Regions from separate parts of the Mus musculus genome. Here region 1 is linked to region 2. A link is a contact called in ENCODE Hi-C or POLR2A ChIA-PET data. All regions are on one chromosome and are shown on one strand. Each heading gives the region's core, a stretch centred on a gene start or an enhancer-like site at or near the end of the contact. The rest is flanking DNA. Distances are from core to core; before and after follow the strand shown. Region 1 holds the start of Clk4 (CDC like kinase 4). Region 2 holds the start of Platr20 (pluripotency associated transcript 20).

Region 1 (6,721 bases), core at 3,964-6,463, 43 kb before region 2:
AACTTTGATAAAACATGATTAGTTTACAAGAACTACAAACAAGCTCTTTGGCAGACAACTCTGTTTAGCATGGAGAAGGAAAAAAAATTACATACTGTTTTTTAAAGTAACCCCAGCTGGCTAATTTAGAAAGCAATCTGGTAAACAGCCCCAATGGAACATCTGTACAAACAAGGAGAAAACATAGAACCAACAAAACAAATGAGAAAGGGAAATTAATGGAAGGCAGAGTGAAAGAAACTACTCACCTAGCCTTTCTTTATATTTAGAACTTTAAGATTCTTTCAATTCTATATAAACATATTACCTCCAAATTTTATATCATAATTATAGTAAGACATACTATCACAAATTTTTACTGAGGCTCTATCCTAAATTACCAGAGAATGCCTGTAGAAACAATTCTCAAAATATAAAGCAAGTTTCTAAAACTCTCAGACATATCCATTGGTGTTCTATTAATATAATCTGTAAGATGTAACATGAATGGCTATTCCTCAAAGCACTTTAATGGTCTCAGATAGCATTTCAGGTAGCTTTTCTTATCGGGATTAACCACTTTCTATGACATCTCAATTGGGAAACACTTCTTGCACACCCAAATATATATGCCATCTTCCTATGAGTATCATTATTATTCAACTTTGTATATGTTCTTGAATATAATCTTTTGACTTCCTTCCCCCTTTTTGATGGAAGGGTTTCTAAGGATTTTTGGGACCTCACATATATTGGGTAACAAGTGTTCTAACACTGAGCTAAATCCTCAGAGCCCTTAGTTTAGTCACTTGCTGAGCTACTGTCTCCTATCAATCCCAGACAGACATAGAACAAACTATAAAATTCATAGCTTTAGTCTAGGCAGTATAGAAACTAGCCTATGATATTGTTAACTTTTTTATTTTTTGCAGGAGTAAATATGTCTGATTCCAAATTTGATAAAAGCTATATAAGCAAATGACAACTTGCTGAAACTTAAAATGCAAGTCATTTACCAATCCGAGTCTTTAAACTGATGATGTGGTTTACAGTGCCTGTTCTCCTGAGTACTGCTGTGAGACCTTCTCTTGCGTTTGTGACTTCCACTGTAGCTTTCATGGCCCCAGCTTTCTCTACTATCCCAATCAGGACAGTGAGTTCGTTTGGAATGCCGCATCTGTTAACGAGAAGAGGGGGGAGTGAGGGTAAGTGGGAAGCTAAAGATGGTCGTATAACTATATATTACCATTGCTTAAATAGGAATACCTCACACACAGGGTCACGTAGGCTCTTAGCACTTCCCAAAGCTTAGAACACAATACCACTCCTATGTGAGATGATGCTGAATGGAACTGACTCTAGTACTAGATGACTGACAGCATGGAGACTTTAATAGGTTTTCTTTCGCTACATAGTACAAGGACAAATTCTCAACTTAGTGCTTGCCTTCAGAAACACTCATTTTTTGTTTTTTGAGAAAAGGATTTTCAGTTAGACCTGACTGTCTTGGAACCAACTCTGTAAACAAGGCTGGCCTCAAACTCAGAAATCTGCCTGCCTCTACCACCCAAGTGCTGGTATTAATGGGCATTTGTCAATGTACCTGGCTATTTTTTACATTTTTTTAAAAAGGGCCAATTAAAATTGCTCAAGGGCTGGACAGATTACTCAGTAATGTGCTTGCTATGCAAGCAATGAGGACCTGAGTTCAGATCACTCACACCCACATAAAAAGGCAGGCATCATAGCACAGACCTGTAACTCCAGACCTAGGGCTGGGGCGGGGCATATGGATCCCTAAAATTCACTGGCCAGCCCAGTCTAGCTTAATTGGCAAGCTCCAGGTTCAATGAAAGTCCTTGTCTGAAAAATGTGGAGACCCATGGAGATATCCCATTTTGACCTCTGGCCTGCACATGGGACAGAATGTATATGTACACTCCTAACACAAAATATTTTTTGTTTCCTTCTATTTATGCTGATTTTAAAAATTAGGTCACTTATAATGTTAATAATTCTACCAACTGAGCTACATTCCTGGTCTCTCAATTTGGTTAAAAATCAAGACTGACATGAATGCACACAGATTTTTTTTTTCCTTTGAGACAGGAAGTTTCTTGGTATAGGTCTGGCACTAGCTCTGTAAACTAGGCTGGCCTCAAACTCAAAGATCCACCTTCCTCTGCCTCTAGAGTGATGGAAATCAAAGGTGTGCACCACCATCTCCTGGCCAGATCTGAATATAAGAATAACATCTACAACTATAGTTAGCGATAGCCTATCCCAACAGTGTCATAAACATCCTTCAGTCTGGCAAAGTTTAATACAAATAATCATAAGTGAGAGAAGCAAGCAAGTAATTGATTTAAAGGTAAAGAGCCTTTCATTAATGAGATTTCCCCCCCCCTCAAACTCTGTAGAGTTCCTTTCTCTAAATGCCAGAATTAGTCCGATCCTTAAACTGAGACATGGCCAGTGACATCAGATAATGGTAACAATTCCCAAACTTCATCTCCAAGCTCCTGTGGATCTCTCCCAGGCTCAGTATCTAACATTTATCCTTTTACAGATCTGTGACTGTTGGACACCAGTGTTAATTCTCTCCTTTCATCATGTGGGTCTCAGAGATCAAAGGTGTGCAGCATTACCCATTTAACCACTTTGTTCCCCTACGTCAATTTTTAAAAAAAGATTAAATTTATTTTTAATGGGAATGGGGTAGGGTGGGGCAGGGTGGGGAAGATCTACACGAGTGCAGTTGCCCCTGGATACCACAAGAGGGCATAGGATGCCCTAAAGCCTAAAGGTCCATTACAAGAGCAGTGTCTCCAGTTCCATAGCTAAATCTTTAATTTTGAACTCTGCTAAGCAGAGTTTAATGGTTTGGGAGGGAAAAAAGAAAAAAGAAGCTGAATAAGGCCCAAATGGAACAAAACCAATTTAGTTGATCACCTTGAGCTTGCCTAAATGGCTGAAAAATAAGCCAACAAATCTATTAAACACCGGGCTTGCAAAGAAAGCAGTTTCAGTTCTCTTCCAAAGTGTTCCTCAGAAAGGGTGTGCATCACAACATCAGGGTGTGATACTATTATTATTTCCTGATTACTGAGGACGTAATGAGGGGAGAGGAGGTTTCTAATTGCTAGGCGAGACTCTACCACCGACCTACATACCCCCTGTCCAAATATTCAGTAAACCATATTCGTTCTTCTAATTCTGTGCCTGCCAGGCATCTTCCTGATAATGTGGCTTCTCTTGCTCAGTCAAAAATGAGAAAGCATGGATTAAACCACACACACACACACACACACACACACACACACAAATCCTAAATTCTTGATAGGTACCTTGGTTAAAAAAAAAGTTAGTAAGCCAAGCATTCCTTTCGATATAGTCATTTTAATATGGTGAAGTAAAACAGACAACACTGCAAACTTGCTGGAGACAAAAGCCCAAACTCAAGCTTTAGAGAAACACTCATCTTCCTATTTCCACTGGAGTTCTGCTGACATATTCCTCCTATTATCAAAATTGTATTTAAGGTTTTAGTTTGATTAAGGCTTTTTTTTTTTCTCTTTAGAGGGGGTGAGGGGAGGGAATTAAATTCTGAATCCCAAGCCACCGGGCTACAGGCTAAGCACTCTCAAAACACAGCAGCCCAGTGTACAGCTTCTGATGACTCATCCTTGTGACTGGCCATTAGGGTTTCACAAGTCTTGGTTGCTTGCTTCAAGTTACCCCCTCCCCCTCCACTTCACATCGCTACAGCCAGTTTACCTCTCACAGGACAAATCTCAACTTCTCAAGTGACTAATATGCAAACCCACCTATCAGTGGGTCCTTGTCCCAATAGGCCCCGACTAACATTCCCCATCCCTCCTCTGATCTCTGGCCGAGTTCGGAAATACTTTGTTTTTAGGCAGGTGTGGTGACACGTGCCACCCTAGAGGCAGAGGCAGGTGGAGTTCTGAGAGACTTCAAGGACAGCCTGGTCTGCACAGCGAGACCTTGTTTCAAACAACCAACAAAGAAATATTTACTTAGGAGGCAAAGTAAAAGATTTCTGAGCTCATGAGAGCTTTCATACACAGGAAAGAAAAGCTACCTCAAAATATTACACTATCTCTAACACTTAAAAATCATGCTACAATCCTCTGTATCCTTTCAATAAAAGATACAATGGAACCCATATGTATACGCTCATACTAGAAATATTATTCTCCACCACGTTTTAGAAGTTTCAGTCTCCCATTTAAGTGGGGGTACAAGAGGCCCTCGGGTGCGTGTTCAAAATTAGGCCAAATATCTGCAGCTTTAACATTAGACCAGGTGACAATCGGTCCACTGGTTTAGAGGGTTGGCTACTTGAGCAACAGAGCTGTCACAATGTAAATGCAATGTTCGCTCTCTAATTCCATCACTCAGCTCTCTAATCCCATCACTCAGGAGGCAGAGGCAGGAGAATCTCCTGAGTTCGAGTCCTGCCTGGCCTACATAATGCCTGGGCAATCGGGGCGACCCAGATCTAGGGGGGGCTTGGGGTGGGGTGACCGCCTGGCATGAAGGACGAACCTTCCTTCCCAAGTGTGATCCTCGAAGCTGGAGGTGAACTCCAGCCGCTGCCTGGCTCGCCGCAGCGCCTGCCCTACCTCTTCCGGGCAGCTGGCCAGGGCCCTTAGAGCTGAACAACAGAGCGAATAGCGGACTTTGGAAAAGGCTCCGGTTATGCAAACGGCCGAGGCCACAGACAGGGGTGAGTAGGGGGTCGGGGTGACTTCGACTCTGGACGGCACTAGTACCGGGGATGCGTCCCGCCAAGGGTCTCCCCGCTGGTTCCTGCGATGGACGGCCGAGGCCTTGACAAGAGGTGAGCGAGGCCCAAGCTGCCGGACCGCACCGTCGGGCGAACCCGGGGCCTGCGGGCCTTGACTCGAGCGGCGAAACCGCGGCAGCTCGGGTGTTGTCGCCGCCGGCCGAGAGGCACCCCGCCAGCCCCGCGGACGCATCCTCCCGGTGCTGACGCCCAAAGCCCACTCTCTCCTCAGACACCTGGCTCCGCGCGACACTGCCCACCTCACCTCCGCAAAAGCAAGCGGCCTTTTGGCCGAGAAATGTCGCCAAACCGCCGTCGTTCCTCTCCAGCCGCTGCGACAGACACCGACAAAATGGCGTCCGCGCCGTCACCCTACAACCTCCTCAGGTGGCTCCAGCGCCACCTACGCCGAGCCAGCGCGCATGCGTCACGAAGCCTCGTGCCCGCCCACAGATCGTGCAAGGGGACGAGGGGTCTGTGACGTCAGGGACGGCGGGGCTTGATCAGCCACACTGCGGCTGCGCAGCGCTGGAGGCGCGGGTAGGACGAGGTTCTGTCCGCTTGTCAGGCTGAGGTTCTTTCTGTTCTTAGGTGAACCTGGAAGCCCGCCTTAAGTCTGCGGCGCGCGTCGGGCTCTCGAAGAGTTTTGCTGGGCGTGGCCACGCTGGGTAGGGCCAACCTCTGACCTTTTCCCATCAGCTTAAAGTGGGAAGCTCATCGCACTCCATCTACCAGTCGCCCCTCAACCTCAGCTCCAGGTAGAGCCACCAGAGCGCAGAGTCCCCGAATGCTCCCAGCTAGGGCAGCTCAGTGACCAGGATATGGCTGTCACCTGGCGCTTCCGCTCTAAACTGGATTTGGAGAAGTTTACCTGAATATGCCTCTAAAAACAAGCGTAGCAGGTGCTTACCCTTCTCTTTCTCTTTGCCTTCCTCTCTCTCTTCCTCCTCGCCTTCTCAGCCAGCAAATCGAAAGGAATGGGGAGGTTTGTCCTAAGACTTCTGACAGTATTCTTCCGGTTACAACCATGGCAGCCTCATGATTTTCTACTACAGTTACTCAACAAACGGGCATTTGTGGTCAGACTTTTTGGTTTTTTTTTCGAGACAGGGTTTCTCTGTGTAATCCTGGCTGTCCTGGAACTCACTCGGTAGACCAGGCTGGCCTTGAACTCAGAAACTCACCTGCCTCTTGCCTCCCAAGTGCTGGGATTAAAGGCGTGCACTATCACTGCCTGGCGACATAACAAATTCTTAATATATATCCTTTTTTAATTTCAGAGAACTGGGCTTTTGTGGTGCAGGCCTGTAATCCCAGCATTTAGGATTTAGAAACAGGAGGATCAGGAATTCTAGGTCATCCTGGGCCATATAGCAAGTTCAAGGCCAGTCTGAGCTACATGAGATCAAAACTCAAAAAACAAAACTGCTGAGAATCCAACACCATAATTACTGTCTAACCCAGTAGGGTTGAACTTCTTCTGGTCGTCCTATCTCTTATCTCCTTCCTCCAAGAGCTTGAAGCATAAATATGAGCTGTCATAACCAGATTAATTAAATACTCTATGCCAATCACTTTATAGACAGTCTTAGTAATCTAGACAACTCTAAGAGGTGATTCTTAGCTCCTTGCTTTAATGACAAATTTAACTCCTGAAAATACCATTCAAACTTTGCTAGCTTACGGTTTCATTGTCATACTTACTGCCTCCATTCATGCAACAAAGTAAAAAACAACTTACTTTTTTCTTAATCAGTTAGAGAAAAGTATTCTGAGTCCATCTTTTGGCAAGACCAAAAGGGTCTGTCTTGAAAAGGCTCGTTTCATGGTGATTTGTCTCTGAAGCTCCCATTATGAAACAATGAATCCCTTCACATTTAGCAAAGTTGATTAAAGGCCACACCATGAATGAGTCACAATGGATCTCTC
Region 2 (6,606 bases), core at 3,664-6,163:
CATACTCCAGGCTCTGCTGGACCCGTCAGGACACAGTGACTGCTAAATTCCCTCACGCTGTGGAATGTTAAGAAGCCCAGGAGAAAAAAAAAGAAGCCCGGGAGAGAACACGCCAGTGAGTTGGAAAAGCCTATTCTTGTGTCTTTTTGTGAGGATGGCTGGATTTTCATTGTTTCTGAAAATATCTTACAAGAAACCCAGGTTCGGCTGGGATTTATTTTGTGAACCAGTCTGGCCTCCACCTTCCAGTGTGATTCTTACAACTCTGCTCCCATAGTGCTTAGGCCTCAGGCCCGAGGCACACTTCTGGGTGCTGAAGAACTCCCAGGGGCACTGAAGTGTATCTGTCACAGGATTCTCCCTTCTCCAATAATATGACCTCCCTGTCTCCTCAAATGCAACATCGGTGGAGGTACTGATTCTATATGTGCATTTTACAGCAAAGGAAACTGAGCCATTATATAGCTGATAATTTGTAAGGACCCATAGCTGTGATACTAAGAGAAACCAGCCTGATGTTCAGCTCTGGCATCTTGGTTCTTATTGATCTGTTTGCTGCTTGTTTCGTTTGTTGGTGACTTGTGAGTCCAGGCTTAGCTCTTTATGTCAAGGCAGTCTGGAGCATGATGGGTAGTCCTGGCTGGTCAGAAATATCCAAGGATCCCTGTGACTCCAATTTCTGATCGCTGGAACTCCAGAGGTGAGACACAAGGGTCTCAGGTACATGTTACTCTGGCTTTGTAATCATCATGTGCTCCAATGGCCTCACATATGGTCTGTGTGTGCCTCCCCCTTACTTTCTGAGTGACAAGGGATTCTCTAAGTACATTCTTTTGCTGGTGTCTCCTTTTGACATCAATTCTCAGTCTGCAGCCCAGGCTAGCCTTGGTTGAGCTCCTTCTAAGGCTAGAAATAAGGGTTTGTGTCAGCTGGCACTGAGCACATATCTGGTTTTTATTTATTCATGTCTTTCGAGTCAGGGTGTGAAGCAGCCCAGGCTGACCTCAGGGTTACTGTGATTCCAAGGATGACCTCGAACTTCCTGTGCTCCGTCTCACAGAAGAAGTGCTGGGAGGACGGGCATTCACCGCCCTGCTCAGCTTTTCATCGAGTTCCCTTCCATTCCTTACTTCCGCCTCTCCTTAATTCTTGTACCACACAGCACTTCTCTACTTTTAATGAACTGTAATCTCTCAGAGGTCAGAATGTTCTAGGGTTCACAGTGACTCAATGCTGGCCTTGAACTTCTGCTGACACCCCTTTGTCTGTCTCATAGCTGGGAACACAACCCTCAGCTTGTTTGTTAAGTTTTAGACATGGTTTCATTACTTAGCCCAGGTCTGGCCTAGAACTCAGGATGTAGCTTAGGCTAACCCTTAAGTAATTGTCTTCCAAACACAACTTTCTCAGTGAAGTGAGTCCGCACCATCAGTTATTAATACTTTGGCATTTTACTGTTGTCATTTTCTGAGACTGGTCTCATTCTCTGACTAAAGCTGGTTCAAACTAGTTACTGCCCTAAGCCTGCCTCTCACGTGCTGACATACACTGTGTTTGTACCAAATGTCTAATTTAATTACTGAAGAGAATCCTATCACATGAGTGTAGTCAATACAGTTTGCTTTGTTGTTTAGAAAGCCACAGAGAAACTGGACATTTGGCTGACATCCTAGACAGAGGACAACGGAGACCAGGAAGTAGAGAATTCCTCAGGTACCAACTCCTTAAGGTCTGCCTGTGAGGGAAAAGTATTTTGTCCCATATTCTCCTCCCCAGTCAGAACTGCTTTCCTAGGTCCTACATAGACTCTGGGCCCAAGGGAGATCTCAGCTTTCTGGAATCCCGATTTCCTGCCATGACTCTGAAGGAATGGGACTGAGACAGCTTCAAATAGGAAAACTTCCTGGGTGGGCCGTGTACCCTAGAAAACCTTCCCTGAGCTCTGACATAGTTTATAAAAGAAAACACTTGTACGTATCTCAGAGTGACCATGTCTTATAGCTGAAAGGGACTCAGGAACATGCTAAATTCAGGGCTTGCCCACAAGGGTTACTCATTTCCCAAACTTTCATACAGAAAAGTCTGGCTGGGTAGTATGAAGAAGAGTCTCTGGAAAATGGTCAGGTGAGCATATTTGTAAAGTCAACTGTTCTCATCACAATTCTCTGTCCCTTGCAGGTCCTTCAGACAGATGATGGAGTCACTGGGAAATCTCCCTGCAGGAGTGGGAGATCACAAGGAGGCCTAGAGCACTTTCACAGGAGCTCTATCACAGGGCCTGCAGAAGAGCTAGAGTAGCTGTTTGCACTTGCTGCTGAGCCTGAAGGATCTGTACAGCACTCTATGCAATGAGAGAACAAGGCGAGGCCCCTAGTTTTCTCCTTATGGGGAGGCTGTGCCCAGGATCCTGGACTCCAGGCAGCACAGACACTTTTCAGATTTGCTCTTTTATATTTTTACCTTCTATCCTAGAGAGGGGCATCCACAGGCACAGCTACTCTTCTTCCCTAAGCAGCGGCAAGAATGACAAGACCATCCACTCTCCACACTTCTACCTGCGCGCACAGGAAGAGCTTGCTAGTCTCTAGACAGACCTGACTGGGAGCCCTGTAGACTTCGATGTGTTCAAAACAGAAATGAAGATGGAATTTCACAGGCAGAGAACCAGACTGTGGAAGAGTTGCTTATCCGTTCTTGGTTTTCTCAGGTCCTCTCTGCGATGGTTCCACCCACCTCCAGCTTGGCCTAAATCCTCAGAATTGAGAATTCTTGACAGGTTCAGTGTACCTCCAAATACCTATGTGCACCAGCTTCAGGACTGGGAAACTTCAATTGTCCCCATCACCAGTGACAATCCTGGAGGATCATTTCAACAGGAGTTCTCCAAGATAAGTGTCATAGCTAGTTCATGCCTCTGACCGAGGAGACCCCAGCTTCCCTAGAAAGTTTCAACCTCAGAGGACAATCCAGATCATCAGCAAAGATAATAGAATCTCAGTTATCCTCTCTGAAGAACTGTGGATACCCCTTGTCCTGTGGTGCCCATGTCTGCCTCACATCAGAATAAAATGCAATACTAAATGAGTGGATAGGACTCCATTCTTTATGCCTTGTTCTTGATCTTCCAAGGAAACCATAACTATTGAAAGGGAGGGGACCTGCGTAGGGTGAGATGGTCACCTAGAAAGGTGGTTAGGGGGCTGACTTTTCATCTCTCTGCTAGTCTTCTGTTGTGGAGGCTCCATTTCTAGAACGGCAACCTTTAGTGCCAGGAGAGCCATTCAATCTCATCTCCACTCTCTCTTCTGTGATCAGAGAATTTCTGTTAACTGTGCTCATGGTTTCTGGATAAACTGAAGACATGACTGCTCATGGTATGCTCAACCAGGGATTTTTCTTGTTGTAAATATGAGAGAGAGAAAACAGCCAGGGGCACCTGTGAGAGCCCAGAGCAGAGAGAATAGAGCAGATCGAGCATGTTCAGCAGACTAGATCTGGCTAGGAGAAAAACAGAGAGGAGATGAGAACCAGAGAGTGGAGCCCGGAGAGAGGGGGAACTCAGGAGAGCAGTGGAGGAGAGGGAAGAGCAGGAGGAAGGGAGAGAGGGAAGCCAAGGGCCGAAGGCATTAAGTAGCAGGATTATAAAGAGAATGAGGATCTGGACGGAACTAATCCCGCGAGTTGGGTTCTTCTTCTTTTCATTAAAAATAGATTCTTCTCTCATACACTATATCCCACCAACATTTCTCTTCCCACCATGCCTACCATCTACCCCACTCCCCTCCCCTCTGGATCCACTCCCCCTCAACATCCCTTCTTAAAAGAGCAGGCTTCCAAGAGACCACAACCAATTGTACACACAAAAAGAAAATACCATAGGACAAAGAAAAAGCCCTCAACCGAGTCTAGACAAGGCAACCTAAGAGGGGAAAAATAAATTGTCCTAAGTGCAGTCCAAAGTGTCAAAGACACACCCACTCCCACAGTTAGGAGTTCCACAAGAACAACAAGCTAACCGCCACAACATATATGCAGAGGACCGGATACAGATTTCTGTAGGTCCGGTGCTTGCTTTAGTTTCTGTAAACCATATGTGTCCTGCTTAGTTGATTTGGTGGGTCATATTCTCCTGGTGTCCTTTAGCCCCTCTGACTCCCAAGGTCTTTCCGCCACCTCTTACATGGAATTTCCGGAGCTCCGGCGGACTCCAGTTTAGACTCTCTCCACATAAAGTCTTAACTGTGGATCTCTGCATTTGCTCCCATGTACTGCTGGAGGAAGCCTCTCTGATGACAACGGGACAAGTCACTAATCTCTAATCACAGTAAAATATCATTAGGAATCATTTTTTAAAAAAAGACTAGTCGTGTTTGGTTCTACTCTAGATCTCTGGACTATTCAGTTTCCATTTTCTGGCCTTCCAAGAAGTGTCAGGCAAGGGCGCCCGCCCGCTCACGGAGTAGGTAAGCCTCAAGTTAAATCAGACATTGCTTTCTACTCTCACAAATTCAGTACCGCCATTACCCCAGCACATCTTGCAAGCAGGACACATTGTAGGTCAGAGGTTTTGTGGCGGGGCTGGCTTATTTAAGATATGGGATGAGACAGGGTCTCACCTCATAATCCTGGCTGTCCTAGATCTCGCTATGTAGACCAAGTTGGCGGGCAACTCACAGAGATTCACCTACCTCTGTCACAGGAGTGCCCGGATTAAAGGCATGCACCACCCTGTCTTGTTGGAGTGTTGTTTTGTACACTGTGTGAAGATGTGTCTCTGTCCTTCCTTGCCTGCCTAAGGCACCTTCCGATTGGTTAAAATAAAAAGCCTATGGCCTATAGCAAAAGGCAGACTAAGAATAGTAAGGTGGGACTTCCGGACAGAGAGGGGAACTCTGGGAAAGAGAGACGGGCGGGAGATTTGCTACTGTGATGCGGAGAAAGTTGGACGTATGTAACCGAGGAGGTAACTAGGCAGAACTTAGTATAAATGGGCTAATGGAGTTACGAGCTAGTTAGGAGCAAGCCTAAGCTAAGACCAAAAGTATTGTAAGTAAATATGAGCCTTTATGCCATTATTTGGGAACTGAGGTGGACATAGAGAAAGACCCACAGTTGCGTTTGGTGCTCAATGTGCGGAAGAAAATCCAAGCTTAGAGCCTGGGGAAAGTCCTGGGTGAAGGCGGCTTCCTAGCCAAAGAGCAGGGAAGAAGCAGGAGACCGCCAGAGGCCGAGTGCTTCTTTAAGAAGCCCTCACTGAGCAGAAAAACCAGATCCACTATCAGAGCCTCGGGGCAGAGAAGGTCAGAGCAGCTTTAGACAGACACCTGGGAGCCAGGCCACTCGGGGTGCATGCACATACTTAGCCACACTTAGCACACCACAGCCACCACCCACCCCATCCCCAAGGCACAGCCACACGCACAATCTGACTATGTTGCGTGGCAGGCTTCGTCTCTGCTCATAGCTTCAACAGTGGAAAGGCTGAAGTCAGCCCACACTACTCCAGTGAGAGTCTTGGTGCTAACAGAGGTCTGAGCAAGCAGCCCCGGGGGCTTACACATGTGGGCCCAGGACAGGCAGGCACCCCATCCTACACACTCTGTGAGCTACTGGCAAAGCGAACAGATCAGGTCCCTGCACTCCAAAGCCCAGAAGCCTCGGCTCTTCCAGTAAACTGTTAGACTGAGCTGAACAGGGGGTCCAACTATTCCTTGTGGGCTTAAGGGCTGGGGCGGGGCCAACAGCGGGCTTGACTGGGAGCTGAATGTCTGGAACAGGGTTACCCTCAGTGGGAGGTGCAAGCCGCCGAACAGCTCAACAGAGACAACACGCGGAAGATACCTATCTAAGCCCAGACAGAAGCCCTTGAACAGGTAAAAAAAATATTTGGAATTATGCTTCAGTGCTAAAGAAAGAAAAGAAAAAAATAATTTAAAAATTAATAAAATAAAATCTCTTTGGGAAGGAGAGAGTTAGAGATTGAAAAAGAAAAAAATTCTGTGTTAAGAAATGGAAAACACAACAACACAGGGCATCTGGATTCCATATAATTTTGATACGATCATCAGCATACAAATAATTACACTTTCAGTAATGATGGCAATTTTAGATATCCTGTTTAAGAGAGATGAAAATAAAGCAGACTTAGAGAAGGAAAGACTGAAAAATTAAAGGCTGGAATGGAGGTAATAGGAAAGAGATTGGGAAATTCCGATTCGAAATAAATGATCTTCAGAGGTAGCCAGACCAAAGCCTAGAGCCACCTTGTAACTCTAGCCCTGTTCCAGACATTCAGCTAGCTAGTCAAATTTAATGGCAGCCTATTAAATTTCTAGATAAAGAGACTTATGCCGAGTTAAGAATATAGATCTGTTTAATGATGCCATACTATAGATTATATGTTTCAGTTTGTAGAGTTTGAAGAATTACAGTATATACATATGTTAATGCATCATACAATTGATGCACACTCAGGATTTCCATATGCTTTTGCCTTAAATTCTGAGAGAAATGATTCTGAGAGTGCACATTTATTAGAGATGGTGGCCATCTTGGAAATGCCTTTACAGACTGAAGCTGATGATGCTACTGTCTATGTAGCTATTA

Evidence for each region. A loop is a pair of places that touch in the nucleus more often than their neighbours do. ChIA-PET counts read pairs that join two places held with the same protein, here RNA polymerase II (POLR2A).
Region 1: POLR2A ChIA-PET joins it to region 2 with 34 read pairs in embryonic stem cell. The contact joins the promoter of Clk4 here to the promoter of Platr20 in region 2. A Hi-C loop is called at or near these places in 2 of 37 maps with a recorded cell type or tissue (both left cerebral cortex). POLR2A ChIA-PET finds 5 or more read pairs at or near these places in 4 of 5 experiments (Patski and embryonic stem cell).

What each region holds. Positions count from the first base shown.
Region 1 is chr11:51,261,606-51,268,326 of GRCm38, reverse strand. It overlaps Clk4 (CDC like kinase 4), which reads right to left and starts at 5,213. Exons shown (of 13, transcript NM_007714.6): 1 at 5,058-5,213; 2 at 996-1,156. The coding sequence starts at 1,156. It overlaps BC049762 (cDNA sequence BC049762), which reads left to right and starts at 5,323. Exons shown (of 3, transcript NM_001382322.1): 1 at 5,323-5,694. The coding sequence starts at 5,670.
Region 2 is chr11:51,218,725-51,225,330 of GRCm38, reverse strand. Platr20 (pluripotency associated transcript 20) reads left to right here and starts at 4,913. Exons shown (of 5, transcript NR_110444.1): 1 at 4,913-4,963; 2 at 5,778-5,873. It overlaps Gm12569 (predicted gene 12569), which reads right to left and starts at 4,760. Exons shown (of 6, transcript NM_001378502.1): 1 at 4,689-4,760.